2 separate regions of the Homo sapiens genome follow, and region 1 is linked to region 2. Evidence: read pairs that join two places in POLR2A ChIA-PET (ENCODE). Cell type or tissue: A673. All regions are shown on one strand.

Region 1 (8,000 bases), 320 kb after region 2:
TGCTAGATCAATATTAGCCATTTAGCAGTGTGTTAAGAGATGTGGCTTAGGTGACTGATACTGTACACAACTCACAGCTTATATTTACCTTCACTTGTAGTATTTTATCATTTGGGATGATAGTAGTAGAGTTTTTGTTTAATTAGAGATGCTAGGAATTATTACATAAAGACAAGACATTGAAATAAAAACATATTATAAAAAACATATCAGACATTTAAGTTCAGAGTTGGTAATTGGCAACTTAAGGCGTATTTGAAAGCCAGAGAGCCTCTATGGCAGCTGTAACGTATACAATTTTCTCCTGCAATTGCAGGTTGAACTGTGCTAAAAAACAGGCCAGGATTCATATTTTAATACTGGCCCAGTGACAAAAGAAGCTTTATTTGAAAATTTTCATGTTTTCTTTGTCCAACTCATGGTTCTTCTAGGGAAAATGGAACCCTGAGACATAGGATTGGAAAATTTGCGTTTTAAAAAAAAACTAAAAAATATTGACTCCAAATTACTTTAAGTTCTTCTGGGTAGCAAAAGTGGCTCCTATGTTTTGCCTAGAGATTGTCTTCTCACCTGAAGCAATGTCTAAGCAAAAGGATGCTTGCTTTCCTTAGGAACTATTCTCACCTCCCTTCCATGAGTTTAGGTCTCAATACAGCCTAAATAGAGAAATTCAAGCTCTATACACCAAAAGGATTTCAGGTCTGGCTAATATTTACTGGCAAAAACTAGAGAAACACATTTGGGAGTGAATCAAGAGAGTTAGGCTGAAGGGAGGAGATTAATATAAGGCGAAATAGATGTGTTAGTTTACTATAGGCGCTGTAACAAACTAACTTAATAACAGTGATTTAAAATAACATAGATGTGCCATCTTAGTATCCTGTAGGTCAAATGTCTAAAATGCATCAGCAAGGCTGTGTTCACTCTGGAGGCCCTGGGAAAGAAAGGATTTCCTTGCTTTTCTAGCTTTTAGAGGCTACCCACATTCCTTGGTTTGTTCTTCCTTCCTTGAATTGTTCCAACCTCTCCTTCAGTTGTCCTATCTTCTATTCTGACCCTCACTCTCCTGCCTCCCTCTGACCCTGTGATAACATTAGTCCTAATTGGATAATATCCCCATCTCAAGCTCCTCAACATAAACACATCTAAAATGCCCCCTATCCATGTAAGTTAACATGTTTGTTCACAAGCTACAAGAATTAGGACACGGACACATTTAGGGAGCTATTATTATGCTTACCACAATAGAAGAGAATTATTAACATAGGAGAGAATTATTAACACAAACTCTCCCATGTTTTAGAATTCGATGTTTTGCAAGGATACTTGGAACTCATTCTAATGATATTCTGGGATAGCCCTGAAATATAGTCATAACTGTTTCTACAGTAAACAAAGTAAAGATGCCAGAACATGCTGGCATAGTATTAAAGGCAAGTGAACTCAAGTGGTTACATGTATCAATATGGATATCTTAATGCCAGTCAAATAAACTATCACTTGACTGTGCTCTACAGGAGGGTCCAGAGAACATTTTCTTCACTAATGTGCTAAGAAAGCCATTGATGATGTGGACACCTGCATTTCTGAGAATCTCAGTAATGGCTTTCCTTTGTAGGTCTGTGTTTTCAGTGGAAGAAACTGCTGTGCAACTGAGTTTTCTATTATCAGCAGGAATGCTTGGATCCCTAAATGGCAGAGGCCAAGTATCAGTACTTAAACATGAAAGGTAGGATGGTCATTACTGCCACTATAGAAGTCAAGGCTACAGTGACAATCAATATGCTACAACTGTCAATAATATTTGGTAGTAGCTAACAGGCCATGGTATTCCTAGAAGACAACTAGACAGCTGTTTAGGGTATTGATCAAATTATATAATCAGAGAAATGTTAAGAGCTAAGTAGCAGAAGACTGACATCGAATTCCAGAATGGAAAATCAGGATTCCTAACTTAGGTCCCAGATTTCTACCAGTTCACAGATCCAGAGACTGCCATTTGGAATGAGCTTGGGTTGCCTTGAGGAAGGACCCTGAAAATCCTCCACAATTACATATTGTAAATGTTATTCTACTACCTCTCCTAGGAGTCCTGCAGCAAACCATAGGTTAACAGTACAATAAAGAAAAGTAAATACTCAGAATTTTCAGGGACGGTTAGATATAAGGTCTTATGACACTGATAGCAGGAGACACAAAATGGCACTATGGTTTTAAGTTACAGTGGGCATTAGAGGCCAAGTAATGTTGTGGGACTTTTCCTTAGTTTAGCGAAAGATGGGGTCCTTGTCACATAGCTACAAAAATTTAGGCTTGCAGATGATTTGAAGGGTGAGAAAGGCTGGGTTTTATTGGGTGAAAAGGAAAATAAGGGGAAACGGGGACTCTCTGCATAGCCAGAGTTCCCCTAGTGTGCTTCCCACCTTGCAGCTTGAATTCCAGGTCCCACCCAGGAAGAGGAGGGGCCAGGCTCCTCCCCACTGCAAATGGGCAAACTTCTGTGGCTCTACCCCAGTGTGGGCTCTTCCCAGTGCATAGACCAGTTAGAGTTCTGCCAGGGAGCCATTTCCACCTGGCTGTCTCAGTAATAAATGGAGTTTTGGTCTGAGTCAGTTGGTTAAAGAGATCCATGGACCAACACTGTAATTATTTCTCTGTTACCTGGATATATAATGGGCACAGACACCTTCAGCAGTGGGTAGAACATTATTCACATTGCTTCCCTAATGAGTAAAGGTGATTGTGGCAGGAGGAGCCAAATGGAAGCTTTGAATATGTTTATTATTTTCATCATCAAAGTTTTAAACTGAAGGGGAGGAAAAAAATTCTTTTCCTTCTACCCTTCTAAGTCTTTAGCTGGGATCCCTCTAATAAAAGACAGATTAGCTACAGAAAAACAAACAAGTTTATTAACATATTTATCTCATATGTACATGGGAAACACCCAAGAAAATTAGTAACTTGAAGAGGTGGCTTAGGGCTCTGACTTATACAGCATCTTTAACAAAAGACAATACATTTGTAGAAAATGACAGGACAAGGAAAAGTGAATTTAGGCTTCTAAGAGTGGCAAACTGTGAGAAGGGAAATATATGACAGCGAACTGATGGAATACGGTTTGCTTGCAGATTTCTCTAGTGCCATATTGAAACTGCCTTTGCAAAATTATGACTGAGACAGTGAAAGAGATCTAACTTAAATGACTCCATCTTGCTTCTAACCTCCATGCTGTCTTTGTTCATTCCTGGACGTAGGCTGAACTAACTTTGGGAGTAGTTTGTAGTTTATACTTTAAACAAAGACGGTAACAGCCCTTTCCCAAAGCAGACCTCCTTTTTGCCTGCGGACTAGACTAACACAGGATCAGAATTTATGTTTTAGGAGTCAGGTAGCTGGAGGCTACAAGATTCTGACCCTCCCTAAACTGCTCCTAAGATCAGTGCTTGAGATATTTTACAGACTCTGCACTTGATAGATCAGCTGGCACCACCCAGGTTATCTGATCTCTTGGCCGCCACCGCCACCGAGGAACTGACAAGAAGACAGCTTCCACTCCTGATGATTTCATCCGTGACCAATCAGCACTCCTGGCTCATTGGCTCCCCCTACCTCCACCCACCAAGTTATCCTTAAAAACTCTGCTCCCTGGCCGGGCGCAGAGGCTCACACCTGTAATCCCAGCACTTTGGGAGGCTGACGTGGGTGGATCACAAGGTCAGGAGACGGAGACCACCCTGGCTAACACGGTGAAACCCCGTCTGTACTAAAAATACAAAAAAAAAAAAAAAAAAAAAATTAGCCAGGCATGGTGGCGGGCGCCTGTAGTCCCAGCTACTGGGGAGGCTGAGGCAGGAGAATGGCATGAACCCAGGAGGCGGAGCTTGCAGTGAGCCGAGATCGCACCACTGCACTCCAGTTTGGGTGACAGAGCGAGACTGTCTCAAAAAAAAAAAAAAAACCTCTGCTCCCCAAATGCTTGGGGAGACTGACTTGGGTAATAATAAAACTCGGATCTCCCGCACAGCCAGCTCTGAATAAAATTACTCTTTCTCTATTGCAATTCCTCTGTCTTGATGAATGGGGCTCTGTCTAGGCAACAGGCAAGGTGAACCCACTGGGCGGTTACAATATCTCTGGACTGATAAGAGTCTGGAGTCTTCTCTATTAAGAGATAATATATATCCTGCCTTTAGGCATAAAAGGGGGAGGATAGAGAAAGCGTTTCCTGCATTTGCAGCATCTTAATTGCTTTTAGCTCAAAATAATTTTTATGTCAAAGAGGCATATGTTGGGGTGATACATTCTGGTTTCCTTTAATACCATAAGTAATTATTTATTCAGGTAAGAATTAAAGAGATGAAAACCACCATCAAAAATGCACAGGAAGTCGTCCTTATTCATCTGGCCTTTGTGAAAACAGATGGTTCAAGGTGGATGATGGTGCCCTACCATAAATTTAAACTGCGTGTCAGGGTCTAGGATTTTACCCTTCTTACAAGCTAGTGTGAGCCTGTTAATATTTAATTAATGCTAACAGAAAACATGAAACTCCTCAGTCAGAGACAAAATACCTTTTTATTAATGACACAGAAAGCTGCAGGGGCATTATGTTGGGCTGGTTTCCCCTGCTTCCAAGTCCTCAGGAGCAATGCAGAGTGGCTTAGGTGAATGTTGTGTATGCGGTGAATTTGCATCGCGATGGAGAAGCACAGAGATGGGGAGATGTAATGTCCAGAGGGAGACATTATCTCTTCCCTCAAAGTTACTTATTGGAAATTGTGCCCTGACAAATGGCCCAGGAAGGTATGTCTGGTGAGGACCTTTCATTCTTAGCATATCCAGAAAGAACATTCAGGGACACTTAATTCCAATGGCAGATTGCCTCTCTTAACATAGTGGAAGCTCCAATCACAGACGCCGTGTCAGATGTAATATTTTCAACAGAACATATCAACACAGCCTCTGGCACTTAGTACGTGGCCTTTTATCTGGCAACTGCTTTTTTCTCCATAACCATCATCAGTGAGGATTAAGAACAGTTTGCACTTAAATGGCAAGAATAGCAGCACACATTCACTGTCTTGCCCCAGGGCTATGCTACTTCTGCTGTCTTTCATAATGAAGTATATAGAGACCTCAGTAATCTTGATAGTCTAAAGAAAATCATGCTGGTCCACCCAATTCATGACATTGTGCTAATTAAACCTGGTAACTGGAAAATTATAATTCTCCTAAATGTTCCATAAAGGTACATGTATACCACGAAGTGGAGGATAAACTCCATCAACATTCAGGAGAAGGCCATACCAGTAGAGGGTATCAGTCATGCAGGGATATCTCCCTATAAGGCAAAGAGAAAGTTGCCATACTTTGCGACTATTACCATTAGGATACAAGAGATAAGTGGTTAATTTCGGAAGGCCACATTTACCTCCCTTAAAAATAGTTATAACAGAGAGACCATTGCAGCTTTTAACACGCTGCATCTTTTTTCCCTGTTCCCAGCCCTTCCTCTGGTTAAAAGAAAAACCTGAAACAATTTAAATTGAACAGAGTTTAATTGGTAAAAGAGAAATTTGTGAATTGCGCAGCCCCTGAAACGGGACAGATTTGTTACCGGAAAGCGGTTCCAGATCCAGACCCCAGGACAGGATTCTTGGTTTTTGCACATAAAAGAACTCAAGGAGAATCCATAAAGTGGAAGCAGTTTATTAAGAAAGTAAAGGAATAAAAGAATGGCTATTCCATTGGTCAGTCTTGTGGGCTGCTCAGCTGATTATACTTATCGTTATTTCTTGATTATATGCTAAACAGGGGTGGATTTTTCATGAGTTTTCTGGGAAAGAGGTGGGCAATTACTGGAACTGAGGGTTTCTCCACCTTTTAGACCATATAGGGTAACTTCCTGACGTTGCCATGGCATTTGTAAACTGTCATTGTGCTAGTGGGAGTGTCTTTTCGCATGCTAATACATTATAATTAGCATATAATGAGCAGTGAGGATGACCAGAGGTCACTTTAGTGGCCACCTTGGTTTTGGTGGATTTCGGTTGGCTTCTTTACTGCAATCTGTTTTATCAGCAAGGTCTTCGTGACGTGTACCTTGTGCTGACTCCCTATCTCATCCTGTGACTAAGAACACCTAGCCACCTGGGAATGCAGCCCAGTGGGTCTCAGCCTTCCTTCACCCAGTCCCATTCAAGAGAGAGTTGCTCTGGTTCAAATGCCTCTGACGGGCTGAGAGAGGCTCCAGGGCTACCACCTGGTTTGAGAAGGTTTATGAACAGAAAAAGGAAAGGAAGAAAAAAGAAAGTGCCCTACAGAAAACAGAAATGAGGTACAAAAACAGCAGATTGGTGACAGCTTGGAATTTGCCTTACTTGAACCTGGTTTGAACAGTTGGCTGCCTTTGATTGGCTGAAACTCAGTGATAGGCACAAGGGTAGGTTACAGTCGGTTCACACCTCCAGTTAGGTTACAGTTCACAATGTACCTTTAAGACATCTCAAGAGGCAGCTTTAGGCTAAACTTAACATTTTTTCCTTCCACTCTCACTTTCCTCCTCTGCAGCTCTTTTGTTTGTTCATTTTTTCCTGAGCCCCAGTCCATTTTGGATTTGGGGCTTGTAATGGACAAAGCCAGGGCTTGGGGAGCCAGTACGGCTCAGAGAGCACAGATGACTTGAGAAACCTACAGGTCTTCCCCTGGGGGTCCAGACTGGATATCATAAGATTCCAGGGTTATCAGCCAAAGCTGGCTCATATGACCTTGGGGTCACGTGCCAGACTTGGATAGGTACAAAAGCAGGACCGGATTCCAGGAGAACCACGGAACCCGGAAGCAGACCAGCCTGCTGGTGCCTGCTCTCGCGAGGCCCTGCAGACCCACATGACAGCGAGGGGCGGAGCAGTGCTGCTCATGTCTGCCCTCCTGGCCAAGAAGAGACTCCTTGGGCCGGCGAGGCAGCTGCAGGCCGTCTCAGTCCCTGGGATGCTGCCGCCCGGGAGAGCTGCCCTCGCACTCAGCTGCCTGCCGGGTCCACAGGCTCCTCCTCAGGACTCCTGCATTTTCCCCTGGCCCTGGCTTCCACAGAGCTTCCCGCATTGCCCCAGGCCCCAGACCGCATCCTGTTTCTGGTGGAAATGGCAGCGGGACTCCTGCAGAACTTGGCAGTGGCCCCAGTGAACTCAGACAAACGAGACTGTAAGAACGAGATTTGCCATTTGCTACAGACGTGCTAAATAGCAGCTCTCGTGGTAAAGAGAACGCTTCTGACCCGGGCCTGATGATTGCTTTTGTCACAAGAAGTGCAAGTTACTGTGTCCAACTGCTGAATTTTATTTGTAACTTATCAGACGCACTTATTTTCCCCAGTGCCAGCGCCAAGGAATCAAGAATCCATAGCTGACAGGAAAGCAAACGGATAAAAATACAGTTGGGTTAATGGCAACCAGGTCTACATGAATAAAGTAATTATGCTCTGTGATGTCACCGTCCAGGCATACCTTTCTTTTCTTTTTCCTTTTTTGAGGCAAGGTCTTGCTCTGACACCCAGGCTGGAGTGCAGTGGCGTGATCATGGCTCACTGCAACCTCTGCCTCCCCAGTTCAAGTCACCCTCCCACCTCAGCCTCCGGAGTAGCTCCGGCTACAGATGGATGCCACTATTGTGTCCGGAATTGGTGGGTTCTTGGTCTCACTGACTTCAAGAATGAAGCCGCGGACCCTCGCAGTGAGTGTTACAGTTCTTAAAGGCAGCGTGTCCTGAGTTTCTTCCGTCTGATGTTCGGATGTGTTCAGAGTTTCTTTCTTCTGGTGGGTTCGTGGTCTCGCTGGCTCAGGAGTGAAGCTGCAGACCTTTGCAGTAAGGGTTACAGTTCATAAAGACAGTATGGACCCAAAGAGTGAGCAATAGCAAGATTTATTGCAAAGAGCGAAAATACAAAGCTTCCACAGTTTGGAAGGGGACGAAAGCGGGTTGCCACTGCTGGCTCAGGCAGC
Region 2 (8,000 bases):
TGAATTACAGGTGTGAGCCACCACACCTAGCCTTAACCTGTGTTCTTAATATCAACTGCTCTTTCATACTCAAGAATATTGTCTCTGCTCTCATTTTCTTCTTCCTGACTCTTGACATCCTCTGTCTGCAAATTCCACTATGCTTCTTTCTCTTCAGAGCCACACTCTGCCAAGCATGTGCCATGCTTCCTGGGCTATTTTTTCACTGAATCACTATGTAATCTGGATATTTCTTTTTTTGCCACGTGTCTACTAAAACTATTCATTCTATGTTTGCCAGTCTTTAAATTGCCATATCTAATGGACGCCTTTCCTTCTTTCTTATTTTATCTTTCAGAGTATCTGATGCTGCTGGAATCTTCTTTCTTGTGAATTGCCTCCTCTATTGACTTACAAGTCAACACACTTCTGGTGTTGCTCCTTCATGTATATCAGCATCTTCTCTTTCGCTCATGGACTTTCCTCCCGCAGCTTGCTCCTCAAGTGCTAATGTTCCCTAGAATTACTGTGTTGGTTCTTTATATACTCTGCCTGAGAAATCTCACCCACTGATGATGGAACAGTCAATATTTAATTCAAATTTATTACTCTTGATTTATCTCACTACTGACAACTGAATGAAGGTACCCTGCAAGTACCTGTAGCCTGAACTCCCCACATCCCATATCCTCTGCCCAATCTGTTCCAGCCTTGTGGGGAATGATGCTACTAGTCACCATATCCTACTAGTCCTACTAGTTGCCATGTCAGCAACAGCTATTCTTCTGTTTTCTTTATTTCCAACGAGACTCAGTCACCAGGTTCTGTCAGCTTTCTTCTTCCTGCCTATCCCATTGCCTTAACTCAGTTGAGACACATCTGATTATTATGTGATAATCTTTGCCTATCTCTACTTCCCACCACACCACCGCATGCACAGTATGCCCCGGCTTAGCTCACCAACGTCCGGGTCTCAGTATCATTCCATGTAATTGCACTTCACTGTAATCTATTTTTCTGGTTACATCTACTTATCTTTTAGGATACTTCATATATACCCTCATCCAAGAAGCTGTTCCTGATTCCTGTGTGTTGAATTAAATGCTCATCCCTTATGTTGCATATCTTTCTGAGAATACCTCTAAAATAGAAGTTATCACACTTATTACAAAGAAAACGTTTGGTTTACTTGCCTGTTGCCCCCTCTAAACTCTATGCTTTTGGAGGGCATAGCTGTCATTGATTATTTCTGTATCTCCAGCACATCCTACAATATGCTGCCAGAATAAATGTTGCATAAATGCTATCTGAATGATTAAATGAATTTTAAGTGATCACTTAACTAAAGGGAAAATACCAGATTAAACTCATTTTCACTACAACTATAAAGTGTTGGGCGGCAGGCCTTGGAATACATTTTCTGAGCTAGGAAATGCCTTGTGATATTTATAGATGTGCATCCTGCATCATGACAAGACTGATATTTTTTCTGCCTTTAAGCTTGTTTTATTTCTGAGTTGGACTTTGCATACACTCAGAGTGGTGAGATTATATGGATATGGAGGTTGGCAAAGGAATGAGAATCTCTCACATTCCTTAATAACCTCCCTCTAACCTCAGGATTTTTTTTTCAGCCTCCCTATGTGCCAGCTAATCATAGTCAATGAATCCAAGTTAGAAGACCCTTTAGAGATCATGTACTCCAACACTATTATTTCATATGTGAGGAAACTGAGTCCCACTGTATTGGCTTCCTAGGGCTGCCATAAGCAATTACCCCCATACATGATGACTTAAAACCACAGAAATTTATTCTCTCATAGTTCTCTAGGCCAGAATTCCAAGATCAAGATGTTGTCAAGAGATCAAGATGAAGGCTGCAGGAAAGAGTTCTTCCTTGCCTCTTCCAGCTTTTCATGGCTCTGGTTTTTGCTTGGCTTAGGGCTGTACCACATCAATCTCTGCCTCTGTCTTTCCATGGCCTTCTTCCCAGTGTTTCTCTAAGATGTCTCCTCCTCTATCTTTTATAAGGACACATGTCATTGAATTTAGAACCCACCCTAAATTCAGGAAGATCTCATTATGAGATTCTTTATTTTTTAATTAATTAATTTTTTTATTATTACACTTTAAGTTCTAGGGTACACGTGCACAATGTGCAAGTTTGTTACAAATGTATACATGTGCCATGTTGGTGTGCTGCACCCATTAACTCATCATTAGGTATATCTCCTAATGCTATCCCTCCCCCCTCCCCCCACCTCACAACAGGCCCCAGGGTGTGATGTCCCCCTTCCTGTGTCCAAGTGTTCTCATTGTTCAATTCCCACCTATGAGTGAGAACATGTGATGTTTGGTTTTTTGTCCTTGCGATAGTTTGCTGAGAATGATTCTTAACTGAGTCACATTTCCAAAAAACAACCTTTTCCCAAATAACGTCACAATCTGAGGTGCTGTGTACACAGATCTTTTGAGGTCCACCATTTCAACCCACTACAACCACCTCTCCAAAGGCCCAGAACTAGGTAGTGGTATAGTTGCATTAGACTCAGTTTCCAGTACCCAAGTTGAGGACAGCTGAAAATTGCCCTGCACACTGCACCGTAAGATGTGCTCTGGCAAAGGGGAGGAGTGTAGTTGATCTCATATTGGCAAGACCTCAGCTGTGATTCATTTTAATTATTCACTAATATATGTGTTCTGAAATACACTGCTATGATCTGAATGTTGTGCCCCTGTACTCCCATTCATATGTTGAAATCTAATTACAAATGTGATGATATTAAGAGATGGAGCCTTTGGGAAGTAATTAGATTATGAAGCTGGAACCCACATGAATGGGATTAGTTTCCTTGTAAAGGAGGCCTCAGAAAGCTGCCCTGTCCTCTCCAGACACTGAATTTACCTTGATCTTGGACTTCCCACCCTTTAGAGCTGTGAGAAATATATTTCTATTATTTATAAGCCACTCAGTTGATAGTAGTTCATCATAGCAGCCTAAGCAGACTGAGACACACACAGAATTGGAAAAAGAGAAGTGTGTAATGAAAGTTGTTGAGATTCTGTCCTGACTGATGCTCCTAAATCCTTTCTATACTATTTGGCCCAATTATCTTTGTAGATATATTTCCCCCCAGGAAAGAATCAATAGATACTCTGCTCTGTTTCAATTTCTTCCCGTATTACTTATATGTTTTCTTTCTATCTATAAAAAAATAAGATTGGGTTTTCTGAAATATATTTTTTATTCCTGTGAGAATCAGTTTTTCTACACCACAGACACAAATCAGAACTAATTCACAGCAGATGTGAGCATTCATAAGGAGAAGTATGTTTTATATTTCCTGCATGAAAGTATAGTGAAGGTTCAGGACATGCGTGAAGGCCCATTGTGTTGAAGTAAGGGTGTTTCTTCTATGTTCCTCCCCACTTTTCAGGTGAGGAACTAAAGTTCAAATCAATCAGAAAGATAACTGAGCAGATGTGTATCTGGTCAGGGATCTGGGTCCTGATCTCTGTGTTGCCAAAGTATATACTCTTTCCTACATCTTCTTTACATTAATACATCCTGATTTGTTGTAATAACTAGACAGAAGTAGAAATAACAGCACAACGTATATGCAACTGGTGGCAGCAACAATCTATCAGAATGGTCAATAATGATCATATCAGCTTTGGTACAGAGTTGCACCTGTGTACACCTTGGGTTGGAGCCTCAGGGTCAGGAAGGCAACAAAAATGGATCTAGACAGGAGCCATGACAGTCTCTGCAGTAACCAGTCTCAGCTGAGTGTTCACCAGTACACGTGTGAGGAAGGATGGAAAGTTAATCCTGCTGCACAGTTTTTTATATTGGGTTCTTTTCTATGCATTTGCTTACTTAATTGAATATCTATTAAACAAATTGTAACCTTTCTGCAGTTCCATCAATCTTGGTTCTTCTAAATAATCATGTTCCTGGCTTTATAAATACTCAAGCCATAAGAATTTGCTACTAAAAGGGTAGCCTGAAAAGGGGAAGGCAACCAAAATAGGTGTTACTCACCTAGCGCACTGAATGCTTGATAAAGCGCAAAGTTGCAGAAGCAACTATTGTACTAAGGATTTCATTTGTACTTCCTTCTATATTATTTTAAAAAGAATTAGAGACTGTTTTGTTTATCTTGTTAGTCAAAATTACATAAACCTTTAAATTTGCAGTTTGTAAATGCTATGACAAATTCAAATATAAATCTTAGTCTAGTAATAATTCTTTAATGTATTTTTCATAATTCTATTACAAAAAAGAGATAGGTAAAAATAACAAATACTATAATTATGTTGAATTATTACAAAGACTGTTATGTCCTAATACTGCTTATTCTCTTCATATCCAAATTATGTAATAAAATGATTGCGTTCTGTGTTATGAAACTGTGAACTCTTTGAGAACTGTAAACTTAACAAGTTTCCTCAAATAACTTTGACTCTTTCAGACAGGCCCTCCAAGAGCATCTGTTGAATTAATGTTGTAGCAAATGGGAAGGTAAAATGTGCTTGCGTGTGTTAATGACATGTTATTATTGTCTTCCCTGCAGAGAAATTGTAATGAGCAGTTGCACCTATTGGCTGGTGGTTGCTGGAATGCATGCTGCCTGCCCCAAGTCTGGCTGTCTTCTATTTTCATATCTGGACCTCTTTCTGTTTCCTATTGTCTGAGTCTGACCTCTGGTTTTAAAATCAATCCCTGACCACTAGCTCAATATTTCAGATCAAAATAGCTCTGCCAATTGTTCTCTAATCTTATACTTTAGCTCTAAGTCCTTCCTTCCTTCCTTCCTTCCTTCCTTCCTTCCTTCCTTCCTTCCTTCCTTCCTTCCTTCTTTCCTTCCTTCCTTCCATCCATCCATCCATCCATCAGTACATATTAGTTAAGAGGTTACTGGGTGATACTTTGGCTAGATGTTAGAGAAGCAAGACAAATAAAACTTTTCTCATGGAGTTTACAATCGAGTGGGCAAGATCAGATCAGACATTGACTGTGGAACAGTAAGGATAAAGAGTGTTAAAAATGTGGACCTGCAGGATGTTGTGGGAGTGCAACACAGTAGGAGCTTGCCTTACCTGACGTTTCAGGACAGCAATCTCTGGAGAAATGATATTCCAGAAACCTGATGTATGTGTTGGATACAGCCAAAGTAAAGATAAGGGCTAGTGTGTTTTAGCCAGAGTAATGCATGGACAGGCACTGATATTGCCTGGGTATGTTTGACGAACAGAAAATAGACCAGCATGACTGAAGGGCAGAGACCTAGGGGGCTCAGGGATAGGGGGAGTTACTGCTTGTAGAAACGGTTTAGGGCTTGGCAATAAGAAATCTTTGAATAATTTTAAGGTGAGAAGAGGCATGGTCAGTGAGGCAGATGCTGTCTCTTTGTCCAGCTCTAAGCTCACATGCAGCTGAGATGGACTATTTCCAGACTCACTGGCCACTTCCAATTTCAAGCACCCTCATCCCTCAGCCTTCCTACCTGAGAGTTTTCTTTTGGTGCCAGCACATCTTGCTCAGCTGTCACGCGAGCTATAGCAAGTATTAGGCATTTGAAGTCATGACCATCGGTTTTCAGCAAAAAATGAGTTAGCAGAATTTTTCTTCCTTCAGTGGGAAAATTCTGAGAAATTTTGACATGGTCCTTCAGAATGCCCTAGGGGGATTAAGCCTCTGTTGTGATCAGAGTCACCTGTTTATTAGCTTCTCCATTTCTCTGGCCTACTTCCTCTACTGTTTCACTTGTGCTTCTTGGATAATATCCTAAATAAACTACCTGCACGGAAGTCCTTATCTCAGGATTTTCTATTTAAGGAACTCAAACTAAGAGGGATAATACCAGAAGTTATATTAAAAAGCAGATTCTAAGAATGGGGTTCCAATTGGAGGACTCACTGGTCATATAGCAACAAAAACTATTGCTAGTGATGGCGAGTGGGGGTAGTGATAATCCCTGGAGCTTGGAGCATCATATTTACTCAGTCTCCCCTGTGGTGAATTGGGTTGAGGTAAAGATTGAAGCTGAACCATTAACTTATGCAACAACTTTTATACTTGAACACATATGGGAGCAATGCTAATTATATGGGTTGTGGAGTTGTCTGGCATGTGTTCACATCTCTAGAATCCTTGATGAAAGAAAATAACAGGCTCAGATCCATAACTATCATCCAGGGCACACTTTAAGAACTGGAAAATGTTCTGTAGCCACAGGACAGACTATATTAAAAAAATATAACAGGAGACGAAAATGTAAAAGAAGATGGAATGCACAATCTGGTAGGTCTCTTATGCAAAAATCAGGGTCCTAATACTTCATTATTCTCAGAGTCCTAATACTTTATTATAATCTATTACTTTAAGATATTAGGGAGCTCAGTTTTGTAACGGAATCTCTCCTTAATAATATTTGGTTCTTAAGATTCTGAGACCTAGAATGGGAACTTTTGAGGGGGGATGCACGGTAATATTAAGGCCCCAAAGTCTTATGAGCTCTCTGGATAGGCACAAGTGGCTTCCTTGCCCTTGTTAAAGGTTAAATGTCCACTAGAGTGAAACTCCACAAATAATGGTGCTCCCATTCCTCAGTGAGACCATTCTATATATATATATTTTTTTGAGACAGAGTTTTGCTCTTGTTGACCAGGCTGGGGTGCAATGGTGCAATCTCGGCTCACTGCAACCTCCGCCTCCTGGGTTCAAATGATTCTCTTGCCTCAGCCTCCCAAGTAGCTGGGATTACAGGCGAGTGCCACCACACCTTGCTGATTTTTATTTTTAGTAGAGATGGGGTTTCACCATGTTGGTCAGGCTGGTCTCGAACTCCTGACCTCAGGTGATCCACCTCGGCCTCCCAAAGTGCTGGGATTACAGGCTTGAGCCACTGTGCCTGGCCAAGACCATTCTAATATGTGTTCTGCATGGTTTCTCAGACAGTGCCCACTGGAACTGAGCTCCATTGCTCATTGTAGTATCCCATTCTGGGCCTGTTGCCACTTCCTGATTCATTTCCCACACCCCCTCACCTGTGCATCCTGTGATCCCTTCCCAAGCAGATTACCTACATCCACGTTTTTTTTTTTTTTTTTTTTGACAGAATCTCGCCCTGTCGTCCAGGCTGGAGGGCAATGGCATGATCTCAGCTCACTGCAGCCTCCGCCTCCCAGGTTCAAACAATTCTCCTGCCTCAGCTTCCTGAGTAGCTGGGGTTATAGGCACTTGCCACCACACCCAGCTAATTTTGTATATATATATATGTGTGTGTGTGTGTGTGTGTGTGTGTGTGTATATATATATGTATATATATGTATATGTATATATGTATATATATATGTATATATATACATATATATATATATATTTTTTTTTTAAATAGTGACGGTTTCACCATGTTGGCCAGGCTGGTCTTGAACTCCTGACCTAGTGATCCTCCAGCATTGGCCTCTCAAAGTGCTGGGATTACAGGCATGAGCCACCATGCTCGGCCCCAAGTTCTTTATTAGCATCTATTGTATGAGTAATCCATAAAAATACAGCAATTTTAAAGATCATTCTAGTTGCAGTGTGGAAAGTCAATTGGAGGGAATTGAGAGTAAATATGGAAAGACCAATAAGAAGAATATTTAATATTCCAGGTGAAAGCAGATAGTGGTGTAGACTGGACTTGTGCCATGGTGATAGGCCAGTTCTAGAGATGGAATCAACAATACAAAATTGGTTGTATATGGAGGGGAGAGTTATTTCCATTAGTTTGCTATCTGCAACAGTTTCCCCTTTTGCTATCTTGGAACTTATACCTACCACCCAACCAGCTCTTGGCACTGTCTTTTCCAACATTTTTGAAGGGTATATTAGTCCGTTTTCACACTGCTATAAAGAACTACCTGAGACTAGGTTGTTTATAAAGAAAAGAGGTTTAATTGACTCACAGTGTGTAGGCTTAACAGAAAGCATGACTGGGAGGCCTTAGGAAACTTAAAATCATAGCAGAAGG

Evidence for each region. ChIA-PET counts read pairs that join two places held together with the same protein. Peaks named below come from ENCODE experiments on the same cell type or tissue, not always from the same donor. Only the 100,000 strongest peaks of a DNase experiment are listed, where the experiment ranks them.
Region 1: POLR2A ChIA-PET joins it to region 2 with 9 read pairs; 2 of 35 experiments call an interaction of 5 or more read pairs at or near these places.

Annotation. Positions count from the first base shown.
Region 1 is chr18:71,021,556-71,029,555 of GRCh38, forward strand. It overlaps the pseudogene LOC100421257. Among named protein-coding and RNA genes, the nearest start is that of GTSCR1, 370 kb to the left of the region's middle. In A673, no CTCF peak of the experiment used is centred here; a DNase peak (open chromatin) is centred at 7,136.
Region 2 is chr18:70,701,313-70,709,312 of GRCh38, forward strand. No RefSeq gene overlaps it. Among named protein-coding and RNA genes, the nearest start is that of GTSCR1, 54 kb to the left of the region's middle. In A673, no CTCF peak of the experiment used is centred here; DNase peaks (open chromatin) are centred at 4,719 and 4,909; H3K27ac peaks cover 5,795 bases.